Regions from separate parts of the Homo sapiens genome. Here region 1 is linked to region 2. A link is an interaction called in ENCODE POLR2A ChIA-PET data of the cell type or tissue named here. Cell type or tissue: OCI-LY7. All regions are shown on one strand.

The links. Peaks named below come from ENCODE experiments on the same cell type or tissue, not always from the same donor. Only the 100,000 strongest peaks of a DNase experiment are listed, where the experiment ranks them.
Region 1: POLR2A ChIA-PET joins it to region 2 with 6 read pairs; 2 of 35 experiments call an interaction of 5 or more read pairs at or near these places.

The regions. Positions count from the first base shown.
Region 1 is chr14:21,403,458-21,405,957 of GRCh38, reverse strand. It overlaps CHD8 (chromodomain helicase DNA binding protein 8), which reads left to right. Exons shown (of 38, transcript NM_001170629.2): 15 at 94-237; 16 at 494-749; 17 at 2,295-2,500. Among named protein-coding and RNA genes, the nearest start is that of SNORD8, 7.3 kb to the right of the region's middle. In OCI-LY7, no CTCF peak of the experiment used is centred here; no DNase peak of the experiment used is centred here.
Region 2 is chr14:21,273,940-21,276,439 of GRCh38, reverse strand. No RefSeq gene overlaps it. Among named protein-coding and RNA genes, the nearest start is that of RPGRIP1, 4.9 kb to the left of the region's middle. In OCI-LY7, no CTCF peak of the experiment used is centred here; no DNase peak of the experiment used is centred here; H3K27ac peaks cover 378 bases.

The DNA.
Region 1 (2,500 bases), 130 kb before region 2:
AGGTTATATATGTTAAAGATTATATACTTGATAGGAAACCCCAGAAGTCCTTCATGTTTTTAAATTTTATTCTTTTGTTTCCTCCATTTCTAGGAACACAAGGTGCTACTCACAGGAACACCATTGCAAAATACTGTAGAAGAACTGTTTAGCTTGCTTCATTTCTTGGAACCGTCACAATTTCCCTCAGAATCAGAGTTTCTCAAGGACTTTGGGGATCTCAAGACAGAGGAACAGGTAGGAAATCTATCTGATGAGGTACTAACTCAGGACAAAGAAGGTGAAGTTTGTACAAGGCAGACATCTGTTGTCATGGGTATCTCAAGGGCCTTTCTGAACTCCTTATAACCTTGTGCCTACATCATTTGTGGCATCATCCAAAGTATACATTTCTTAGATAGTGGAAAACTCTAATTTTTCCATGTTTCTACATAATGTGAGAATGTTCGCCCTCATCTTATTGATTTATTTTTCTCTCTGTAATGGACCACAGGTTCAAAAGCTACAGGCCATTCTTAAGCCAATGATGCTGAGAAGACTCAAAGAGGATGTTGAAAAAAACTTGGCACCCAAACAGGAAACAATTATTGAAGTAGAGCTGACTAATATCCAGAAGAAATACTATCGGGCTATTTTGGAGAAGAATTTCTCCTTCCTTTCCAAAGGGGCAGGTCATACCAACATGCCTAATCTACTTAACACAATGATGGAGTTGCGCAAGTGCTGCAACCACCCATATCTCATCAATGGTGAGGGAATGCTTGGTATATACCTGAACTTCTGTAGTACCTGTGTTTACTTTCCGGATGATTCTCCTTGGGGACAATGGATGCATTGACTCAACCAACCTAATTTGGGGTGCGGACTGAGGAATGGGAGGGAAATGGTTCTCCTTTTAAAAAAGAGACTCTAAGCCTGGGCAACATGATGAAATCCCACCTCTACAAAAAATACAAAAATTAGCCAGGTGTGATGGCAGGCATCTGTGGTTCTAGCTACTTTGGAGACTGAGCTTGGAGGATTGCTTGAACCCAGAAGGCAGAGGTTGCAGTGAGCCGAGATCACACCACTGCACTCCAGCCTGGGTGACAGAGTGAGACCCTGTCTCCAAATAAAGTAAATAAAAACAATTCTTATTTGGAATGTTTTTCTGTAGTTCTTTCTACCCCTTTGATCCTACATAATCTCCAAGATTAAATAGGATTTGCTGTTTAGAATTGCATGAAGAAGAACTCAGATTAGCCACACAGTGGCATGTACCTGTAGTCCCAGCTACTTAGGAGGCTGAGGCAGGAAGATCGGTTGAGCCCATGAGTTTGAAGCTAGCCCTGTCTCAGAAAAAACACTCTTAGGTTACTCTGTTCCTTGGATAAATGTCCTCATCGACACTCCATTTTGCTGTTTCTGTCTCTTTTGGGTGCTGATAGTGTGTTCCATCTTAGTCCTTGTCCACATATTTACATCTTTTTTTAACCCAGTTATCATAGGCCTGCCTTACTTAGTGTATTTTGTATGACACATCTGAGGATGATTTAAGTTTTTTTTTTTTTTTTTTTTTTAAGATGGAGTTTCACTATTGTCGCCCAGGCTGGAGTACAGTGGTGCAATCTCGGCTCACTGCAACTCTGCCTCCCAGGTTCAAGCAATTCTCCTGCCTCAGCCTCCCAAGTAGCTGGGATTACAGGCGCCTGCTACCACACCCAGCTAATTTTTTGTATTTTTAGTAGAGACAGGGTTTCGCCACATGGGGCAGGCTGGTCTCGAACTTCTGACCTCAGGTGATCTGCCCGCTTCGGTCTCCCAAAGTGCTGGGATTACAGGCGTGAACCACTGAACCCGGCTGATTTTTTTTTTTTTTTAAGGTGGAGTCTCGCTCTGTCACCCAGGCTGGAGTGCAGTGGCGCAATCTCAGCTCACTGCAACCACCACCTCCCGAATTCAAGCGATTCTCCTGCCTCAGCCTCCTGAGTAGCTGGAACTACAGGCCTCCGCCACCACACCTGGCTAATTTTTGTATTGTTAGTAGAGACGGGGTTTCACCATGTTGGCCAGACTGGTCTCGAACTCCTGACCTCAAGTGATCCACCTGCCTCGGCCTCCCAAAGTGTTGGGATTACAGGCATGAGCCACCGTACCCAGCCGATTTAAGACTTTTTTGTGCTGAAATTCTGTGTGTGAGAAATGTTGGTCTTAAGTCAAATTACATTTTTTTCCTTTTGCTTTCTTAGTTAAATAGACTACAACCTTAATATGGTTCACTGGATCTCAACATAATTTGATTTTTCTTTTGGCAGGTGCTGAAGAAAAAATCCTAACAGAATTCCGTGAAGCTTGCCATATTATACCTCATGACTTTCACCTGCAGGCCATGGTTCGTTCAGCCGGCAAACTGGTTCTTATTGACAAGTTGCTTCCAAAGCTTAAAGCTGGTGGCCATAAAGTTCTGATCTTCTCTCAGATGGTGCGCTGCCTAGACATCCTAGAGGATTATTTAATCCAG
Region 2 (2,500 bases):
CTCTACTGAAAATACAGGCCAGGCGCGGTGGCTCACGCCTGTAATCCCAGCACTTTGGGAGGCCGAGACGGGTGGATCACAAGGTCAGGAGATCCAGACCATCCTGGCTAACACCGTGAAACCCCGTCTCTACTAAAAATACAAAAAATTAGCCGGGCGCGGTGGCAGGCGCCTGTAGTCCCAGCTACTCGGGAGGCTGAGGCAGGAGAATGGCGTGAACCTGGGTGGTGGAGCTTGCAGTGAGCCGAGATCGCGCCACTGCACTCCAGCCTGGGCGACAGAGCGAGACTCCATCTCAAAAAAAAACAAAACAAAAATTAGCTGAGCGTGGTGGCGCACTCCTGTATTTCCAGCATCTGGAGGCTGAGGCAGGAGAATCACTTGAACCTGGGAGAGGGAGGCTGCAGTGAGCCCAGATCGCACCTCTGCACTCCAGCCTGGGCTACAGAGGGAGACTCCCTCTCAAAAAAAAAAAAAAAAAAAAAAAAAAGGAAAAGACCCTGCATAAATTTTATATTTGAAAATGTGGGCCAGATAGTTCACATAGTATTTTTATGCCATCTAGATTTGCTCAAGAGCTCAGTTTGTACCATAATAGTAAAATAAGCACTGACAATGAAATGTGACCTTTGTCAACTAAAAAAGCATTTTGTAAGTTGTACAAAGATTAGCTTAATGAAAAATTACCAGAGGATAAAATCCTGTGCTTCAGAGCCAGAATGAGAACAGATGGCAAATACGTTAAAGAAGGCTTAACCTACAGGAAGCCAGATTTAGGTCACTGCTGAGATGAAAATTAGCAGAGGAACAAAGAAGACAAAGGAAAAGTAGGAGAAAAACATTAAGTAGAAAGTGAAAAGAGAAATTGAAGAAACAAGAAAGAAATTAGAAGTTTATATGTTCCTTTTTTCAGAAATGAGGTCTCACTATGTTGTTCAGGCTGGAGTGCAGTGGCTGCTCACAGACACAATCATAGCATACTGCCAGGAACTCCGGGGGTCAAGGGATTCTCCTGCCTCAGCCTCCTGAGTGGCTGCGACTACAGGCACCCACTACCATGCCCCACTATTTTTCATTAAAAAAAAATATTTTGGCCGGGCGTGGTGGCTCACGCCTATAACCCCAGCACTTTGGGAGGCCGAGGTGGGCATACCACGAGGTCAGGAGTTTGAGACCGCTTGGCCAACATGGTGAAACCCCATCTCTACTAAAAATACAAAAATTAGCTGGGCATGATGGCACAAGCCTATAGTCCCAGCTACTTGGGAGGCTGAGGCAGGAGAATCGCTTGAACCTGGGAGGTGGAAGCTGCAGTGAGCCGAGATCGTGCCACTGCACTCCAGCCTGGCGACTGAGCGATACTCTGTCTCAAAAAAAAAAAAAAAAAAAATTTAAGAGATGTTGCCCAAGCTGGAGGATGTTTTTAAAATAAAGTCACTTATTTTCAAATATCTTCTGAAGGGGCTTGAAGTCTCTATTATATAGGTCTCATAGCACCTTCTTACTTATTTTCAGTAGCACTCACAATTTAGTATAAACAATTAATTGAGTAATTATCCATTTAATATTTGATTCTGTTCTGAAGGGCAGGGCCATGTCTGTTTTGTTTACTTCTATGCTCTTGTGGCATCAGCTAATTACATAGTACGTTTAACAAGTATTGTTGAGTGAATGGGTAGGATTTTCCCACCTTGGCATACATTACATTATTAATAATAGTGTAATGGTTATTTGCATATCCTCTAGAACTAGACCTCCTAGCATTAGAATCTTTTTTTTTTCTCTTTTTGAGACACGGTCTTGCTGCTGGTAGCTAAATCCTGGTCTCCAGGGATCCTCCTGCCTCAGCCTCCTGAGTAGCTGGGATTACAGGCTTCCGAGTGTCTAGCTATAGTGTCAGAATCTTGCACCACCAAAAACTAGTTGTGTGACCTTAGGCAAATTACTTAACCTTTCTGTGCTTTCATTTCTACATCTTTAAAATGGGGATAATAAAATTATCAAATGAGCTAATTCATGTGAAACACTTAGAAAAGTGCTTTACACATGGTATCTGCTCAGTAAATTTTTATTTTTACTATTAATATTTAATATAAGGGTAGTCAATAATACTTAGAAGCAAATATTACTTGATTTCAAAACCACGAATGGATGTCATAATCCAGACTTTATCTTTCCTTCTTTTTTTTTTTTTTTTCCACTCTGTTGCCAGGCTGGAGTGCAGTGGTGCAATCTCGGCTCACTGCAACCTCCGCCTCCCAGGTTCAAGCGATTCTCGTGCCTCAGCCTCCCAAGTAGCTGGGATTACAGGCATGCGCCACCATATCCAGCTAATTTTTGTATTTTTAGTAGGGACGGGGTTTCACCATGTTGGCCAGGATGGTCTCCGTCTCCTGACCTCGTGATCTTCCTGCCTTGGCCTCCCAAAGTGTTGGGATTATGGGTGTGAGCCACCGCGCCCAGCTATCTCTCCCAGTTCTAAAGCTTTGTGGACAAGGAT